Linked DNA regions of Homo sapiens: region 2 is linked to region 1. Evidence: chromatin loops called from intact Hi-C (ENCODE). Cell type or tissue: heart right ventricle. All regions are shown on one strand. Links, peaks and the distances in the headings refer to the core of each region. The heading gives the core; the rest is flanking DNA. Region 1 has its middle 80 kb from the start of ALDH1L1. Region 2 overlaps ZXDC (ZXD family zinc finger C).

Region 1 (10,225 bases), core at 892-8,891:
ATCCCTCATGATAGGCTCTATAGCAGATTCTACTGTAAAGGCTATGGTTACACAGCAGACTTTAAATTCTCTTGTGAAAATTATGCTAAGTAATAAAACTGCTCTAGATTTCTTACCGGCCAAACAGAGAAGTATCTTTGTAGTTGCTGGCACTTCTTGTTGCCCGTGGAGGAATAAATCAGATATTATAGAGAGTCAGTTGTAGGGGATTAATGAACAGGCTGCTTGGTTAAAGCAAGCAGACTTTTTGTATAGCTCATTATTTGCTCTATTTGATTTTAGTTGGTTAGGTTCATGGGGACCCTGGCTAAGGAGCATACTCCAAACTCTTGGTGTTATCCTTCTGATGATCATAATAGTAGCCTCCCTGATGTGCTATATTCTTTCAAAAGTTTTAAATGTTTGCATGCAGCCATCTCTAGAATGTCAAATGGTCTCTCTTCAACTAGAATGACAAGAACTGAAAGAAATGTGTGACCATGAAGGCACTGTAACCTATGACATGCTAAGGCCAGAAGCCCCAAATCATGGTAACTGAGAGTGGTGCTAAGGTCCTAAGTTTTAATCATACTCTTACCTAAGTTAGAACCTGACCAAAAGGGAGTAATTTTTAATCAACATTATGAGAGACCATTGTTTTGGACTGAGCTCATGCACTAGACCCCAACAGACCAGACCAAACCAAAATGGAGACACTCATGCTAAATGTGATGGAATCAAACTAAGACTTTAAGGAAACAGATAGACCCTAGAACAGACCAGTTTTTGTCCCCCACCCCCCACTACCCTCCGCAAACAGGAGATTGCAGCATAAGAACATACCCTCTACTCTAACCTTTAAAAAATATAACCTGAGGTCCTTGTTCCCACCTCACAAAACCCACTGTTCTGCTACTTACCAGTGGGTATTGACACCAAGTAAGTACATTTATGATAGTGATAGTGACATCAATGAATAAAGTTTGAATAAAATCTCTTTTCTCTAAGTCACAGGTCGGGCCGCAGCACTCCCAACTCCTTAATTGTACATGGGCATAATGACACCAGATAAGAGAAAAACAATGATAAAAACCTCTCTAAGGTGCTCTGAAGGCCTAAGGGCCAATGCTTGGGGGCCTTCTCTAGTCTAAAGATGGTATGCCAGAAGCCTGCAGTGTGGAGGGGCCCACCAAGAGCCCCATGTGGCCCACCAGCTCCCACTGTCCAGTGGCCACATCCTATAGTGGCTAGGTGTGGCTGCCACTGTGCCCCAGCTCCTGCTCTCTGTTCACCACTGCCTCTGCTGCTCCTGGGTCCCTGACGCTGCAGCCAGGCGTCCATCGTCTTTGCCTGATGGGGGCCATAGTTTGTAACGCTTATGCTTTGCTATGTGTGTGGCCTTCCTGACCCCAGTGTTCAACTTCGCAACTGTTGGGTGAGTGGCTTTGGTAAACAGCCAGGATGGTAGTGACTAAAGACAGCAGTGCCACGGGTAGGGGGAGGGACCAATGAGCTCACCAGGGAGATGGAGGAGGCCTGGGGCCAGAGGAGAAGGGAACAGGGAACGGGATCCAGGAAACAGAGCATCTGGATACCTTCAAAGGCTCTGGCTGAGGAGGTAAAGTCCTGTCTCCCTGCTGGTGGGGAACTGGCTGATGGGGAGGGGGAGTTTTTGGGGGTAGGCAGTGCATCTCTGTGGAGTTGCCTTCCTGGCATCTCCCACCTTTTCAGCCTCCTACTGCAGCCTCGCTGCCTGTCTACAGATGGGGACATGTCTCAGTCTGTTGAGACTACTGTAACAAAATGCTGTAGACTGGATGGCTTATAAAAAACAGACATTGATTCCTCACAGTGCTGGAGGCTGGAAGTCCAAGATCAGGGTGCCCGCACAGTAGGGCTCTGAAGAGGCCGAGTTTGCAGACAGTGCCCTCTCACTGTGTCCTCACATGGTGAATCCCACTCCAAAGGCTCTGCCCTCATGACCTGACACTTCCCAAAGCCCCCTCCTCACACCATCATGCTGGAGGTAAGGATTTCAACGTATGAGTTTTGGGGGGACACAAAGAGTTCAGTCTGTAACAGGAGGCAGAAGAGCAAGAACTCTCAGGGCCTGAGCTGCCACGTGGTCCATGGGAAGCTAGACTTCAACTAACTCATGGACTGTGGACGTGTCACTCTGCCTCTCCCCTAGCATCAGAGGTGGTGGAGAAAACTCATGACAGTGAGTGAGCGCCACACCATGTGGTGTGTGCACGCTGGGTTCTCGGAGTGGCACTAGCCCTTTACCAGCCCTTTACGACATGGCCTGCAACACCCTTTGGAGCCGGCGTCTTTGCCCCATTTGAGATGCAAAGACTGAAGTGCAGACCAGGGCTGAGTGCTGGGCGTGGGGCTCCCTCTTCATGGTCACGGGTGACAAACGACTTTGGAACCCGCATCTGACACAAACCTGTACACTGGACTCCCACACTGAGCTGACGGCCCACAAGCCATAGAGAGAACCCTTCTCTCCCAATGGGGCCTTATCATGAAAATCACATCAGAATCCATACTTAGTCTAACAGCTCCAAACTGCAGCAGGTCACAGGGCAAAATCACTACCATCCTTCACAGGGTACCACACGGAACAGTACAGTGTGAGTTACTGGAGCCACTTCTATGTGCTGTATACACACTCACAACATATGCTATGTGTGCACACAAGCATGAACACACACTGGTTCATATGTAAGGCTTGCATATTGTTCTACAAGTAGCTCTTTTTTCCCCTTCATATATCACGAAACTATTTTCACAGTAGCACATAGATATGTACCTCATTCCTTTTCATGACTGGGTAGCATTTGTATTCACTAGCTTCTGCTGTATAACAAACCATCTGTGTTAGGGTCTCCAGAGAAACAGAACTATAGGGGTATGTGTGTGTGGAGAGAGAGAGAGTGTGTGTGTATGTGTGGATATGTGTGTGTATAGATCGATAGACATGTACCTACATAAAGTTAAAGAAATTGGCTCATGTCATTGTGAGAGCCGGCAAATGTGAAATCTGCAGGGCAGAGTGGCAGGCAGGGGCCCATAGAAGAGGTGATGTTGCAGCTCAAGTCTAGGGGCAGTCTGCAGGCAGAGTTCCTTGCTTTTCAGGGGACCTCAGTCTTTTCTCTTGAGACCTTCAACTGATTGGATGAGGCCCACCCACATTTTGAAGGGTCATCTGGTTTACTTAAAGTCTACTGATTTAAATGTTAATCTCATCTAAAAAATATCCTCACAGCAACAGCTAGACTGACTTTAACCCAAAATTGGCTACCACAGTCTAGCCAGGTTGACACATAAAATTAACCATCACACCGCCCAAAAACATAGCAACTAAAAACAACGATTTATTATTGCTTATGAATCTGTAGGGTGCCAGCAGGGGCAGGCCTTCTGCTGGTCCATCCAGGAGTCACTCGCATGGCTACTGTCACCTGTCTGCTCAATAGGGCTAGTGGGGCTGGGATGGCCTCTCTGGCGTGTCTGGCAGTTGGTGCTGGCGGTCGACTGGGGCACCTTAGTTTCTCTCCACATGACCCCTGCCCTCTGAAGGCTGGACTGGTCTTTCCTATAGCACGGTGGGCTCAGGGCTCTCAAAGGGTGAAGGGCCCCTCCAGGCCCGAGCCCTGGACTTGCACAAGGCCACTCTGGTACATTCTGTGTGTCCCAGGCCAGCACCTGTTGGAGGGTGGGAACCACATCCCCAGCCTCCTCAGCAGGACAGCAAAGTCACTTTGCAGAGGGTGTGGCCACAGTGGGTGTGACTCATCTATCCTCATGTGCGCCATCAGCCAGCTCCCCTCCCTCAGTTCACTTTCCATTTTTTGCTCTAAGAAAAAATACTTGCTCCTGGTGGGGCCTGTGTGGTGGCCTCAGGCAAGCCCTTCTGCAGGACAGATTCACAGAAGTACAACTGCTCAGATGCTCAGAGGCCAGGCAGCTGCACTTCCTGTGATGGGTGCTGCTGACACTTCCCCCACCCCCAGTCTGTGTGCCCCTCCCACTTGCACCTTGGTGTGAAAGGCCCCAGGTCCTCCTCTCCTCTGCCCTCAACAACCCATGGGCTTTTCTGTGTTTGCCAGTCTGGTGAGTAGCAAGTGACACAATAATATAATTTATGGTTTTAGTTCCTTGGTACTGGGGAAGTTGAGGGTAGTTTCATCTGTTCATATTGCTTCAATAACCAGAAAAATGTACAAAGATATCTACATTTTGAAATTAAAAGGTATCAAAAAGAAACAGGCTTTGAGAATCCCTGTGCCTCCACACTCCACACAGGGGGAAATTCAGCCATTTGTGCATCCTTTACTTGGGTTGGAGAAGGTTTTTCTTTTGTTCTTAATCTCAGAATTCCAGATGTCAGACCTGGAAGAGCATAAAGACCTCCTCGCTGAAAGCCCCACTTTATGCATGAAGAAGTGGGGCCCCCGGGAGGGCGCGGCCTGGCTGGTCTCACAGTGGCAGGTCCCAGCATCATCTGCTGAGGGGAAAGGGCTCTTCTCCAAGACTGGACAAAGCTTGCAGCCCCCAAGCACCCCAGGGACTGGTGTCTCCTGGTGCCTATCTAATGGCCTTCAGGTCCTGCACGGGCCCCACAGCCTGACCAGCGGGGGGCAGTGGAGGGCTGCTGATGGCCCCAATCCCGGTCTTCTGGAAACTCTTGCAGATGGGGTCGGGGGATACGGCCGTGCCCCCATGGCTCAGGTTCTAAGACGGGGCACAGACAACCCAAAACCACTAGAAACGCCTTAATAACTTGCCACACAGAGAGCGATGGGCCTCGCAAAGTCAACGCTGTTGGGTTTTCCTCCACCCTTGGATCGGATCGCTGTTTATGTAGCTCAGCGGAGAATTTCAGGACCTTGTTGCGTGAGCCATACCTATTTTTACACACTAGCGTCAGCCTCAGGGTGACAGTGGAGATCCAGGACGGAGACCTACTGTGGGGCAGGAGGTGCCAGGTTTCCATCCGTTGTGGCAGAGCACCTAGCATGAGTGCCACATCTCCCTCCTCCCTCCTCCCTCCTCCCCTCCTCCTTTTCCCCTCTTCCTCCCTCCTCCATTCTTCCCCTCTCCACCTCTTCCTCTCCCTCCCCCTTCCCTCTCCACATCTCCTTCCTCTTCCTCTCCTACCTCCCTCCTCCCTCCTCTATTCTTCCCCTTCCTCCCTTCTCTTCCCCCTCCCTCCCCCTCTTCCCTCTCTACATCTTCCTCTTCCCCCTCTGTTCTTCTTCCTCCTCTTCCCCATCCTCCCTCTAGCCCCTTCCCTCTCCACATCTTTTTCTTCCTCCTCCCCATCCCTCCTCGCTTCTTTCTCTTCACCTCTTCCCCCTCCCCCTCTTCCTTCTCCCCTCCTCCCTGTCCTCCTTTCCCTCCTCCTAACCCTAATCCAAGACTAACCTTAACCCAAACCCTCCTTGTCCTCCTCTCCCTCCTCCTAACCCTAATCCAAGCCTAACCTTAACCCAAACCCTCCTTGTCCTCCTCTCCCTCCTCCCTTCCCTCTTCCCTCTCCTCCTCCCCCCATCTTCTTCCCCTCCTCCTCCTTCCCCTCCTCCTGCCTAACCTCCTCCCTCCTGTAATCTTCCCCTTCCTCTCTCCTCTTCCTCCCCTTCTTCTCCCCCTCTCCCTCCCCCTCTTTCCTCTCCACATCTCCTCCTCCCCTACCCCTCTCTTTCTTCCTGCCTCCCCTTCCTCTATCCCCCCTTCCTTCTTCTTCCCTTCCTCCCTGTTCTTCTCCCACTCCTTCTCCCGTTTCCCCCTTCTTCTCCCCCCTCCTCCCCACCCTTCTTTCCTCTCTTCATCTTCCTTCTCCTCTCCTTCCTTCCCTCTTCTTTCTCCCCATCTCTTCCCCCTTCCCCTCTTCCTCCCCCTACTTCCCCTTCTTTCTTCTCCCCCTCCTCTCCTCTCCCTTCTCCCCCTCCTCCCTCCCTCCTCTTCCTTCTCCCCCTCCTCCTCCTTTTCACTGGTCTCTCCTGGGCTCTCAGGGTGTGAGTTTTATGTCTTCCTTTTCCTCTGAATCTTAGACTGTCTGTGTGTATAACTGATTGTGACCCAGTTCAATGTGTGGCTGATGCAAAGCCCCTGTGTGTGCGCCCTCCCTGGTGGCCCTTTCATCTCATTGCACAATGCAGAGTGGAGTTGCATCATCTCAGTGGCCCGGCCAACACAAAACTCAGCACACCCCAGGGCTTTCTGCTGCCTCTTGAGTAACTGTTCTCTGGCGGGCAAGGTGGGGCTGGGGGGTCTGAGACCCTCCTGCCAAGAGCAAGGCCCAAGCTGTCAGAGCTTTCTTTCCAGCCACTAGCATGTGGCCACCGCCACTTCCTCTCGTGCCCCCCTCACTCCCGCCAAGCCCAGCTTGGGCCACCCTGTCTCAGAGCCAGGGGCTCCCAGGCAAGGCCCCAGCAGAAAAGGCCCATGAAGATCGGCTCTCCATAGCTTCTCTAGGATGAGCCCTCTGGACCCCCAAGCTGAATGCCCCCAAATCCAGGCCTGTGCTCAAAATATAAGGCAAAATAAAATAAAATAAGCTAGAAGATGTTCACATTTCAAACTTAGATTTGTTTCCACAAACCAAAGACCTATATGCAGTGAGGATGAGTTTTAGCCCACAAAGGTGCGCATGTCATTTTAATGCAATTTGTTGCTCAAATTAATCTGTCTCCGTTTTCTATTTTAATTTAACCAAAATCCCAGTCAGTTCAGGGACCTCCACCCCTTTTCCTGAGCCCGTGTCCCAGCTGGCTTATCTACTGCCGAGGCGTGTCCTTGCCCTAGCATCTGCTGACAATATTGTCATTCCCTTCAGCTGTCGTTGTAGATGGAGTCTGCTTTTCCTTTCTACCCAGCATCACCTGATGAGTCCAGCCCTCTCCAAGCTAACATTGCACTCTCTCTCTTGTGTTTGAGAAACACTTTGCTGTTGGTTCACTTCTCCTCCCTGTGGGAAACAGAATACAGCCCCTCAGCAATGTCCATGTCTTGATCTCCCTAACCTGGGAATATGTCACCTTACATGGCAAAGGGAGATAAAATTTGCAGGCGGCATTAAGGTTGCCAAGCAACTGACTTTAAGGTAGGCAGATCATTCTGGATGACCCGGGTGGACACAAGGTCCTTAAATATGAAAAAGCAGGGCAGGCGAGCCAGTGGAAATGAGGTGATGTGGAGGAAGGGGCCAGAAGCCAAGGAGTACAGGCAGCCTCTAGAAGGGAAAAAGGGAAGGAAACAGAGCTTCCAGGGGGGAATGCAGCCCTGTCAACAACTTGATTTCAGCCCAGTGAGACCCACCGCAGACCTCTGACCTCCAGAATCATTAGAGAGTGGGTGTGTGTTGTTTGGAGCCACTAAGTTTGTGGCTATTTGTTACTGCAGCAGCAGGAAACTAATGCACTCCCCATTTTACAGATGAGTAGACTGAGGCTCAGAGAGGACAGCGAAGTTGTCTAAAGTCACAGAGGAGATAGATGACAGAGTTTCCTTCAAGGTGTGGCCAGGGCAGCATGCAGTGCACAGGTCGGCTGCACACACTAGGCCTGGGATTTAGCCTCATCTGCAGACCACACAGAGGGCTTACCATCAGCATCTCAAGGTTTAACCATAGGTCAACCAAAATTGAAAAGGCAGCACCCTTTCAGATCTCCCCCACCCATTGCACTGAATAACCAAGTGGACAAAGCATCTAGAAATGATGTAAGCCTAAATGCATATTTTGCAGGGGAAGGGAATTGGGTGTGTATTGAACACTTCACCTTCGTTTCAGATCCCCGTAAGCATTTCCTAACTCCCTTGGTACCATCGAATGTTTCCTACTCCCTCCAGGCAGTACTAGCCCCCTTTGTCTCTCCTCCTCCTTCTCTTCCTCCTCCTCTTCCTCCTCTTCTTCCTCAGGAGGAGGAACTTCCCTCTATTATGCAGAGCAATTCAGTTCCACTCTGGTCTCTGCTTTAACAATCATTCCCGCATCTATCATGGCTCCCATAAGTGCACAATGCTTGCATTAAGAGGATTGCCCTCCTTGGAAGGGCCTTATCAACCAACTTCCATGACTTGGGCAAGCCCTAGAGATGCCCCAGCCCCAGAGGTGTTATTTCTTCCAAATAAATACAGTGTTGTCCCAAGAGGAATTCTGGTATGTCCCCTTTTTTCCATCTGTGCATAGGTAGAGTGAGTTGGCTTGAGTCCTGCCACGCTCATGCCCCTCCTGGCCCCTTGCTTTCAGGTCAACACAAACTAGAATCCACCCAAAATGTCTGTGCCCAATTCTGGGCTCACACCATCTACACAGCATCTGTGTAGAAGAGACAAGATTGTGGCACTAGGGCCACCTCATGAAATTAGGGGAGGGAAAGAGACTTACAGAGTACTGAAGATGTGGGGACATGCCACACCTAACAGGCAGCTCCTTCTTATAAGTGGGCCCTGTCACCCCAGGGTGTGAGGATCCAGACCCTGGGTACTGGGAGAAAGAGGCAGACCTTCCTGGAAAGCAGGATCCCAGGTTGGGTCTCTATCCATGGAGAAGCTTGGAAGGGATGAGGCTAGAGGCCCTAAGACGCTCACGGCAGGGAGTGACCTCTCATCTTCAAGTGCATCATCCTAGCCCCAGTGCTGGGCACAGAAGTGGTGCCAGGGCCCTGGGGTGGCTCCCTACCTGTGTTGCCTCCAAGGAGGAGAAATGAAAGAAGGCCGGCCCGGCAATGTCCATGGAGACATGGCTCTTGCTTGGGGCATCTTGTTCTGGTTAACTCCGGCCCCTTCCGTCAATCCATTATTTGACGTTGGCCAGCCAGGTGCATCTTCTGGTCCTGGATGACTTCATCCTTGCAATGGAGGTGATGGCACTGCATTCGCAAGATGAGATGGCGTTTGGAGATGGACTTTGTAGACTGGAGCTTGCCATGCAGGGGTAGATTGGGGAGCAGAAGGGAGGAGGAGAGGCAGCTGGGGAAGCGGTAGGATGTTGGTTTGCACTTGTCTGGGTTCCACAAGGCCTGGGTTAATGTTCTGCCACCATGCAAGGATGCTCTGTCTTCTCTCAAGCATGTTCCCAGGACACCCGCTCTCTGGGAGACAGCAGCTTTAGCTTGTCTTTGCTCCTGCATCTGGGTACCTCTGACCCTGACACCCCTAGCCCACTTTCCCTGGTGCCCAACTGACATAGATGCCCCTCAGCGAGGCAGAGGAGGCCACTGTGGGTGGTGTGGCCAGAGGCTCCTCCAGCAGCCTAGTCTGTCGCACAGCAGACCTGTGGTGATTCCAAGGTCTGCCTATGCTCTGTTCTTATCATCAAAAGAACAAGGCATGGTAAACAGAGAAATGGAAGTGCAGACACTGGTGACAAGATACAGAGCTGCCCTAAACCCACCCCACCTGAATGAGACCAACATTCCTTGGGGGCTGTAGGAAGTGTCTGGGCTCACTCACTGGGGCACCGGCTGCATGTGCACCCCAGTGTGTGTGAGCACCCTGTTGTGTATGCCGGTGAGCACATCCCCAGGGCTGAAGTGTGAGCGTGGCCCCTATGTGTCCCAGTGGCACCGCTTGGCTCTCTCATCCACCGAACCCTGCAACCAGATATCCGATTAGGAAAGAAAAGGATGACCCTAAAATGCAAGTCAGGAGTGCCAGAGGAGTCATCAAGGATCATGTCTGAGAACAGTGAAGTGGATTAGGGATTCTGTCCTGTTTAGCTTGAAGTCTATCTGGCAGCTGGCAGCCACACAGGATCTCTTCAAGGGGGCGTTATGAACAGAAGTAGGAAACCGCTCACTTGGCTGCCAGAATTTGGAATGTGAGACGTTTCAAGCTGCATCCATTTCTGAAGAATCCGAGGTGTGTGCATGTCTTGATTTCAGCTGACCTTTCTCTCCAAACCCTTCCTACTCTGCCTCCTTCTGCTTAAAACACACACAAACACCCCGAGTTCTGAGTCAGGGAGTTAATCCACTTGGGTTGCCGACAGTCCCACCCAGCCGTGCTCTGGGGGCTGTCCCTTCCTGGACTTAGGACAGTGTGGGGCGCAAGCCACCTCCCCTGGAGGCTCCCGCTGCAAACACTCCTAGGGCCTAACGCAGATGCTCTATGAGCCCCCAGAAAGACAGGCCCAGCCTAGGAAGGCTGAGAGGATGGCTAGAGCAGTGGTAAGGTGCAGCTCACGGGCTGGCGGAAGGGGGCGGCTGGGCTCCGCGCCAAGCAGTGCTGCTTGGTG
Region 2 (10,225 bases), core at 790-8,789, 210 kb after region 1:
ATCTTTAAATTATTTTAAATTAAATTATATTAAATGTATAATTGATATAAAGTATATTAACTGTCCAGCCTCAAAACTGGGGAAGTACTCTTATAATCCTCCAAGAACTAAGGCTCATAAACCCCACCCTTTTTTTTTTTCTTGTTAATTCTAATTTTAAAAAAGAGTTTGGTATGGTTTTAAAGTTTCCATTGAACCTCTGAAGGTGGCTTATGTCTCGACTCCTCTTCTAGGACTGGTCATGAGCTGACAAGCATAGAGGCAAAGTATCTCAACATTACAAAACCCCCAATCTTCAAGGAAAGGAGCACATTACCATGGAGCCACAGGACTCCAAAGGACCTCAGAAAGCATTTAGCCAAATCTCCTTATGCAGGAAATAAATGAGAATTTAAGGCTCAGATGGGTTAAGGTGATTTGTCAAGGTCATAAGAACTTGTCAGTTCCAGACTTGTAGTCCAGGGCTGCGTCCTTTTGTAAACCAGAAACGTCTGCATAGAAAGGATTAATCCAGAATATCCTCAAGACCGAGTATGAGAGAAGTGACCTATATGGTGGTGACTGAATAGAGTGCTTCATACCAAATAGAAGTTGCCAGTGCCTGCACTGAGCTCTGTGTCCTGGGCACCGTGCTGCTCTGCTGGACTGGGCAACGTGGACTGGGGCAGCCCATGGCTTCCTTCCTGCTGCCCAACTGCTCCTGGGCGAGAAGGCGAGTCCGGCTCCACCTTGATTGGAGCCAGCAGTTCCGGGACACTGGCATTTTCTCGGGGGGTGCTCGAAGAGGTCGGTGTGGTGATATGTGCTGCTAAGTTACTATTGGAGGTCAAAGCCAGTGGGTCGTCACTCAAGTTCTTCATGGGCAGAGCCACCAGACAGCCTAATGCTCCTGCACTCACAGTCTGCACGTCATCCACACTGAAGCTGCCCTGCTGCAGAACCGTGGCTGCTGTCCCGAGAACCAGAGGGCTGTCCAGGCTTGGGGGAATATCACTGTGGGCCACCAGGACCAGGGGTTCCATCGGCCCTAGGGAGCTATTATTAGCAGGGAGGTTCCCTCCCAGAGAGGAGCTCACAGAAGTGACGTCAATAGTCAGGATTCCGGAGTTCAGAGCCTCATCCGACCCACCTGCAGAACCACTAGCATTGGCAGGTGTGTCAGAGAAGAGTGCAGCAAGATCCATGTTAGTGAGCTCACTTTGGCCTGGGCTGCTGAGTTCACTGCTGGGAGTAAGAGAACTCGGAGCTTCTAGCTGAGGTAAGAGATCTGAAAAAAAAAGGAATACACTCTGGTTACTTTATGACCTTGAAGACTGAGTACTTTTGTTTATGCCCATGATGTTACCGAGTGATGCCCCAAGGAAGCACTGACTGTCCTCTTCCCACACCCTGAAGCTTGGTTATCACGACAGAGTCCCATGGCCGGTCGCTCAGGGCAACCGACACACACCCCAGGAAGGGACAGGAAGGGACACTGGCTGAAATCAGACACTTTACGTACGCGTCTTGGATCCTCAGGCTGACAGGGCTTTCTCCAGGGGAAACAACTGGAGAGAGATTAAATAACATTTCCTAAGGTCAGGCCAACTGGTAACAGCAAGAAGCAAAGTAAGACTTGCATCCATGTCTTTCTGGCTTCAAAGCCTGCACCCTCTCCCCTCTAGGTGCCACCGGAGCTGCCCGAGAGGACTGAACCTTTCCACTCAGCTGCCAGTTGCTAGCTGGCCTGTGCTCTGAGGATATTTTCCGAATCAGCTTGTCAGCTCATGTTTGCCAAACTCTGTGCTCCACTCCACAACTAGCTGCCACCCCAAAACCGACTGGAGCCATATAGGGGTGAACAAAGGAAATAAAACTGGCTGCCTGGCAAAGCCAGGACAGACCCAAAGCTTCAGCTCTAGGCAGATGCACAAGACTTCCAGGCATGCTGGGGGCCCCCTAGACGGAGCTTTTCCTGATGGGCTTTCCCTCCCACAGCCTCCCCTACCACTGCATCTCCAGCCTCACATTTCCCCAGCAGGACTGCAAGCCTCCTGAGGGTGGAGAGCCATCTGACCACCACTGTCCCCTCAGCCCCCAGCACAGTGCCCAGCCCTGATGCAGCATGTAATTATTATTATTATTATTTTTTTTGAGAGGGAGTCTCGCTCTGTCGCCCAGGCTGGAGTGCAGTGGCGCGATCTCGGCTCACTGCAAGCTCCGCCTCCCGGGTTCACCCCGTTCTCTTGCCTCAGCTCCCCGAGTAACTGGGACTACAGGCACCCGCCACTATGCCCGGCTAATTTTTTTGTGTTTTTAGTAGAGACGGGGTTTCACCGCATTAGCCAGGATGGTCTCGATCTCCTGACCTCGTGATCGGCCCGCCTGGGCCTCCCAAAGTGCTGGGATTACAGGTATGAGCCACCACGCCTGCAGCATGTCATGATTCTAACAGGCCCTTCTTCATCTGGAGTCTTAATTTCTGGTCATAATACTCTTTAAATATTTGATTATTTGTTATTCAACTACGTAATTTAAATAATCAGCATACTTTTGGGGGAATAATGACTTCCAAAAAATTTTAATGCATAGGCAAGTTTAGGGTTTGTATACAAGTACATGCCAATTACACCAAATCACAGGATGCTTCAAGCATCAAGCAAACAGTAAAATGGGAGCATAATTAATTTGGGCAAAAGAGCCAAATAAGGACTTGATGTCACGCTTTCCATAGGACTGTCCCCAGCAGCTTCCTGACTGTGCCAGCACCTGGCCCAGAGGAAAAGCTGCTCTCGGTTCTCTGATCCTATTTCTCCCATGCCAGCTGTTACTGTTCCCAAGCTCATACCTGCAGGCTGTGAACACCTGGCCAGAATGTCTATTATATTTTATATTTTTAATAATGCAAATCTACAAAAGAAGTCTATTCTAGACAAAAAGAAAATCAAATTCAGAATGTATCCTCTTTAGTTGTCATATTACTTTAAAGATTAAAAAAAGTATCAATATAGTATCACTTCTTCAATAAATATCCCTTAGTACCAATGAAGCATTTTGAAAGAAAATGGTAGTGATCCTTTGGAGAAATTAAAAATGGAAAACTATGTCAGTTTTTCAAAACTTCCTAAAAATTCCCTTGACTCTCTTGAGGACTCAGCTCCCTGTGAAGAGATCATGAATAATCTCAGTGCAAATGATACCCACTTATTAATAAATTTCTTACTTAGCACTTTACTAATTCTATAAACATTTACTACCAGAGACCAGACATGTACAAGGGCCAGATATTAACACAATCACTAAATAAACATTAGATAGCAGAGCATCTGGCAAAACAGTCATGATCACCACAGTTCAAAGCCCAGCCCCAGCCCTTCTTGCAGGTGTGACCCTGGCAAGTCCTTTCTATCTTGGTTTCATCAGTGACAAAGCAGTGAGGAACCCACTCCCAGGACCACCATTAGGGGGACTGAAACAACCCATTGAGGGCGTGACATAATCCCACGGTAACTGGGTGTTCTCGAGTGCCTGTTTTTCACTAGACGAAAGGGTGACACCTGGTCTTCTACCCCTGACAGCTGGCAGGGGGATGACACACAAATAAGTCATTGTCACACAGGAAATTCAATCCTGGGATACATAGGTTGCTACAGAAGAGGGTCTCACATCCCACTAGAGTTTAAGGAAAGTGCATCTAGTATAACACTGGGCCTCTGCAGACTTCTCAATTGGCCAGGTCAGGAAAGGGGAAGTGTGCCATGAGAGGGAACGGCCAAACAGGGGAGAGGCCTAAGTGATGTAGTCTCACAGAGCCCTCAGAGAAAAGGGGCCTGGTCATGTGGGCCTCTGTGAGCAAAGGTGACACCCTCCAACATGAATCAGGTGGCACGCACATTCCGTGTCCTCAAGACACTACTAAAGCCAGAAGGGCAATTTATTTAAATATAAAGCTGAACGGCAACTGCTGTAAACTGTGAAAGATCAGTGTCCAAGATCCCAAGGAGGGGCTTCATGACCACTTCTAAATAGGATCACAAGAAAGCAAAGGCCACAGAACTGCCCTGAGCCCAACCCCTCACCAAACTCTGTGCGAGGCATGGAGGCCTGTCCCTTGCCAACGCGGCAGCTGTGACACAGCTGCGCCCCAAAGCCGGTGCTCTGCTGTGGTGCTGCTGGTCACACAGGAGACGTGAGGACCCAGTTGGTGACACACACAGCCTCCACGGACTGAGCAGCAGAAGTAACTCTAGGGCCAGCTAGGATGCCATCAGCCAGGCCCGGTGAGGAGCGACAACCGCACCAGGGCCCAGAGAATAGGGCACATGGGTGTGCTCCCCAGAGGGGCCGCCACCACAGCTGCCAGGCACTTCTGTATCCTGGACTGTGGAGAAGGCCTAGTGGGGTAGGTTTCCTAGTCCCATGCTGCAAAGCTGCCCAATGACTAGGCACTCACACACTCAGCATTCCCCTCACAGGTCACCAGGCCACCGTCACTTTCCTCTCTAACCCTGCCCTCTCCAGCCCTCGTTACTCCCAGTCCACTCCTGAAACACAACTCTGCTCTAGCCTTTGTTACTTGGAGATAGAATAGCTGAGGCAGACGGAAACACAGGAGGGGCAGGTTCAGAATTCAGGACAAAAGTCCCAGTGAGAGACACAGGCTTAGGGGACATATGCTAGGGAAAGTCAACAAAGTGAAACATTCTTCCAGGAAAGCATTTCAAAGACATGGGAGGGGCAGGGCATGGTGGCTCATGCCTGTAATCCCAGCACTTTGGGAGGCTGAGGTGGGCAGACTGCTTAAGGCCAGCAGTTCAAAACCAGCCTGAGCAACATAGTGAAACCCTGTCTCTATAAAAAATGCAAAAATTAGCTGGGCATGGTGGTGGATGCCTGTGGGCTCAGCTACTCTGGAGACTGGGGTGGGAGGATCACTTGAGCAGGAGCCTGAGGTTGCAGTGAGCCATGATCACACCACTGCACTCCAGTCAGGGTGACAGAGAGGGACCCTGTCTCAAAAAACAAAAGACATGGGAGGGATTAGAGGGTCAAAGGCAAGAAAGTGGCAGAGAGTGCAAAAGAGGCCACTTGGCTTGGCAGCCACGCCCACAACCCCACTGCCTGACGCCTTCCAAGAGGTGAAGAAGGAACAGACGGCACTGGCACTGTTCCCGTTTCTCACAGGGAAGCAGCTCCCCATGGGGGCCGTGGAAAGTGCAGACCTTGGCGCCGGCTGTGCTGTCTGACCATGTGCGCCTTCATGCTGTGCTTGGAGGTGAAGAGTCTGTTGCAGGTAGAAACTGGGCAACGGCTTTTCGGAGCACCCACATCCTGCACGTGTTTCTTAGAGTGAATGTACAGACTGCTACGAGCGGAGAACCTCGCGCAACATCCTGGAACAAAAAGAGTAATGAGAGTGAAACCCAAGGATCACCAAGGAACCAGGAACAAGTGACACTTCCCCATCAGATCAGAACCACCAGACCTGCATTTTGCACCCTGGCTACTGGCAAGGACAGAGACCAAATATCTCTAGAAGTAGCATCACAAGCAATTCAAGTCAAAAGCAAACTGTTTTTAAAAAGCAAGAGATACAGTGAAACCCGTAGGGAGATTTGAAGTCCTACCTCAGCTATGCCTAAGCAACCTCTGTGCCTGTTTCTTCACCCACTACATGGAGATGTTGGGAAGATTAAGTCAAATTAAGTATTAACTGCTTAAATATTCAGTTGAAAACAATTTATTCTAGTCATCTCGATTAAGCTATTATCATAAAAAATGTAATCCTAGGATGACATTTAGAGCTGGAAACTATCTTGACAGATCACCAAAGCCAGTCCTTTCACTTTCCCACTGAGACAATGGATGCCCAGGGAGACTGAGCAGGTGTCCTGGAGCCCAGAGCTGGCAACTCCTTGCTTACACTCCCAGTCCACTTATGTCTCTGATCTGCACACAGGCATCAGAGGAAAAACAAGACACATTCAAAGTTACAATCACCTCCCCTCCGTGCCCTGGCTTTCTACTACGCTGGAGCTCTGCCCCATATGGACACAGGAAGGAGACGTGGAGCTCTTGGCGGTCAGAGGCCTATGACCTGGTAGGGGCAAATAGAACAGCCAGTTGCTGCAACAAAGGGCAGAAGGAAGTCAGTGCCAACACTGAAACATGCAAGCAGCAGAGGAAACCACACACCTCCCGAGAAGGCAGAAAAGCGGTCTCAGGAGTATGCAGCCCTCGAGGTGACTGGGCCACCCTGCAGCAGAGCAGATGGTGCTCCTGCCGCAGGAGCTGCCCAGCCAAGGCATGGGGGCATGAAGGGCAGCAGTGCAGGCACCCCAGCCTGGGTTCCAGTTCAGCCTCTTACCAGCAGTGTGGCCTTAGACAAATTATTTATCTTTTGCGGGTCTCCTTTTTCTGTTCTGTGAAACGGGAGTGACACCTACCTCACAGGGGTGCTGAGGGCCCAATAAAGCCATACCTGCCTACAGAGCCTCTGCACGGGCCTAAGCAAGTGGTGCGAGCAACGACGCACTCGCGGCACCTTCTTAAGACGGTGGGGTGGTACTGCCAGAGCCCAGCGCCTGGAGGAGGGATATTTTAAGGAAAGAGGCTATGAAGATAGGATACGGCCAGATGAGTAAGGGCCTTGGATGCCTGTGAATATAGTTTTCAACTACATTTTTCATTTTCTAATACAGCTGCAAACTCGTTTCCAGGTCAGGCTCGTCAAAAACCATCTGGGAAACAAAGGAGACAGTCCGACGGCCCAGGACTGCCCTGCAAGCGCGCAGTTTCCTCTGCATGCCCTGCTCACCATGGTACACAGGGTACCCTGGAACCCCCTTTCCCAGCTGGGGGTCCTGAGCACGGATTTCTAGAGACAGGTCACAGAGCAGAGGCTCTGAGCACATCTTCTGTCAAATGCCTTCTTGATGGCAGGGCCACGCTACAACAGGACCCTTGCACACTCTTGCCAGCACTGGGTTTCCATTTTTTAAAGTACTTGCTAATTCCATAGGCAAAAAATATATTTCATTTTGGTTTGTATTTCCTGCGACAACCAGGAATGTAATCATTTCTCCAAGTGTACTAACTGCTGGCTTTTCCAAATTCTGCCAGTATATTGAGATCTGTTTCCATTCTTTACAAATCCAAGCTGCAACCAGGGAGAGGCAGAAGCAGCCATCACTGACAGACCTGTCTGCAAAGCTGCATTCAGAGGACAGTGAGGCGCTCACATGGACGGCCAGGCAAGCACAAGGCTCGGCAACACGAGACACAGGCCCCAGCACACATAGCCCCGAGGCCGCAACGAGGCCACCCAACACCTGCCCTCAGACATACTTCTGGTCTGTGGCCTTGTCCTTTCCTCCTCCTCCTGTTACTACAAAAAAAGGTAGTTTTGCCTTCTACTTTTTATTACAGAACAGTTCAAACACCTACCAAAGTGGAAAAAATGGTGTCATCAGCCCCAACTATTGCCCAACCCCAAGAATGATCAACTCTCAGTCCAGCTGAGAAGAGGTTCTGGGCTCCTCCCACCAGCTCCAACTCCATCTCCACGTGCTGCCCATACACCACGTGGGGAGTGCCCAGTTTCTCTCCCAGCACAACACCTAGACTTGCTGGAAGAAACAGAGCTCTACAGAAACAAATGCCCTATCCTCCACGGCCAACTCCCACCTTTCCCCTTTCCCCAGTCACCTCTGGCAGAAGTGTCAGCACAAACCATCCCCATCTCCCACTCAGGCCACCTCTCAGGGCACCAGAGCAGGACTCTGCCTGAGTGACCCACGGAACCTCATCCATCAGCACACCAAGACAACCCCGCAGGTGGCACCGAGGCATGTGTTCCCTGGTCCTGGCTCACCCTAGCACTCCAGGTGACCCCCACTTCCACACATTCCCCACTCACCTCAGCACCACCCCCACTGTGCTGTTGCTGGTCCTGCCAGTACCCGTCCCAGCCACTCCACCGGAATCTGGGGCAGCCCCAGGGCTCTGTCCTAGGTCCTTTTTAAGAAAATCTAACAGCAATCACAACAACGACAGTAACTGACATATATACTGATGTTTTCCATATGCGCTAAACTTAGTAACCAATCCAGCCTTCTCAACAACCCTGGGAGGTTTTATTCACTTTACAGATAAGGAAGAGGCACAGAGAGCTTCAAGTGTTTGTCCGAGGCCCCAGACCTACTTACGTGGCAAACTTAGGACTCGAATCCAGGCAGTCTGACTCCAGAATTCAGGCTTTTGATCAACTACACTACCCTGACTCTCCTCCATTTATACTCTTCTTTGAGAATTTCATCCACTTTTGTGGCTTAAATGATGATTCGGGTGCTGTCTGCTTCGCTCCCTGCCTGGCCTGCTCTCCCCAGCACCAGTGGCACATCCCCTGCCCTCTGCGCATTAGACGCACAAGGGTACCAAAAACACAACATGTCCAAACCAAACTCTGCTTCCTCCAAATCCACTCAGCTGACACACTGACATCAACTAAAATCCAAATCCATCACCATATACTGTGACTTCTAACTCCCACCTCTGCTATTGATGCCCCTTTCTCTTTTCCCACTGTTAAGGCCCCCGTCCAGGCCATCCCACCTCCCCACACCCCTGGCTGCTTTCAATCCTGAAGCCAGGCTAAGCCACAACTCAAACATGATGACATCATACGCTCACCCAAGCACTCAAGCCTGCCACTCCTGGCCCTGAGAGGCTCTCCCAGGCCACTCCGCCTCCAACACCCACACGCACGTGTCTGGTGCTCTCCCCTCTTCTTCAGCTGACCGCGAGGCCGTTCTCACCCCGGTCTGGGGAAACTCTCTGCGCCCCTGCAGCACCCTACATGTTACCTGTTCCCCTGTCTGCACCTCCAGCTGAAACTCTGACGGAAGGAGGAACTGTTTCTCAGTTACACCACTTGTATATATGTTCATTATGTTCTAAGAGCTAGGCTCAGCTTTAAATGGGTCTTTATTATTCTCTCTTCCAGGTAAGGAAACCAAGGCCCAGAGAAGCAGCTTGACTGAGGCCACCACTTTAGGGAGCGGTAGAGCCAGACTTTGAATCCATGACCACCCGACGTGTCCTGGCTCACTGCCTCCCAGTGCACCTGCAGAACTAGAGTAGGGCCAGCACGCACAAGTCACGCACAGGTCACGCAGCCAATTTCTGGCAAATGAACTGAGCCTTCAGTGTTTTAAAGGAAAAAACCACTCTACTATACCTTTTAAAAAGTCAGGTTGGGCGTGGTGGCTCACACCTGTAATCCCAGCACTTTGGGAGGCCAAAGTGGGTGGATCACTTGACGTCAGGAGTTTGAGACCATCCTGGCCAACATGGTGAAACCCTGTCTCTACTAAAAGCATAAAAATCAGCCAAGCGTGGTGGCATACGCCTGTAGTCCCAGCTACTCAGAAGGCTGAGGCATAAGAATCACTTAAACCTGGGAGGCAGAGGTTGCAATGAGCCAAGATCACACCATTGCATCCAGCCTGGGTGACAGAGCAAGACTGTCTCAAAAATTAAACAAAAAAAGAAAAAGTCAGTCTAGCTTTACTGCTCTCCAATTACAAAATGATTGGAGTGACAATTCAAACGTGATCTCAAAAGTACCTACCATTTACTGAGTCCGAGCTCCATGCCAGATGGATAAACAGGCATTTTCCACATTTCACCTAATCCTCACGACCACCAAATTAAACAGGTAACTTAACTAGAGCCACAGATCTAATGAGGATCAGGGCCATGAGTCAAACTGCGTCTGATTCTCAAGTCACTGCTCCCAAAATAGTACAATTAACTCAATGAGGTAAGTAAACATAATGCTGCAACTTATATTGAGTCAGTCTTTAAGCAGCTAACATTTACCTTTAAACAACGGAAACTTAACAGGATAAATGTTGGCATTGCACTTAGTTTACTGCTCAAAGCAATGTTTTAAAATCTACCTTCCACAGGACACTCGAACGGCTTTGTGCCTAGGTGGGTTATGCTGTGGCCTTTCAGATGCTCTGCTCTGGTGAATGATTTCCCACAGCCCTCGACAGGGCAGGTAAACCTCCGGTCATCGTCATGTTTCCTGCCAGACAGAAAAATAAAGGAGCTGTGATTCCTCACACAACTCACCATAATTCTTTAAAATTCTACAAAACATACCAAAACACAAACTTTGCATTTACAAAAATGATCAGTACATTTCGGAAAATCTTAATTCTGTCTTTAATCCATGTGA

The links. A loop is a pair of places that touch in the nucleus more often than their neighbours do. Peaks named below come from ENCODE experiments on the same cell type or tissue, not always from the same donor. Only the 100,000 strongest peaks of a DNase experiment are listed, where the experiment ranks them.
Region 2: it touches region 1 in a loop (2.4-fold over the local background); 36 of 110 quality-filtered maps call a loop at or near these places.

Annotation. Positions count from the first base shown.
Region 1 is chr3:126,255,016-126,265,240 of GRCh38, forward strand. No RefSeq gene overlaps it. Among named protein-coding and RNA genes, the nearest start is that of ALDH1L1, 80 kb to the left of the region's middle. RefSeq lists an enhancer at 3,211-4,118. In heart right ventricle, for the core only: CTCF peaks have their summits at 4,611 (motif pointing right) and 4,819; DNase peaks (open chromatin) are centred at 4,793, 4,899 and 6,145; H3K4me3 peaks cover 381 bases; H3K27ac peaks cover 468 bases.
Region 2 is chr3:126,460,954-126,471,178 of GRCh38, forward strand. It overlaps ZXDC (ZXD family zinc finger C), which reads right to left. Exons shown (of 10, transcript NM_025112.5): 4 at 9,942-10,072; 5 at 5,202-5,372; 6 at 582-1,267. Among named protein-coding and RNA genes, the nearest start is that of ZXDC, 9.8 kb to the right of the region's middle. RefSeq lists an enhancer at 6,783-7,760. In heart right ventricle, for the core only: no CTCF peak of the experiment used is centred there; a DNase peak (open chromatin) is centred at 5,183; H3K27ac peaks cover 2,315 bases.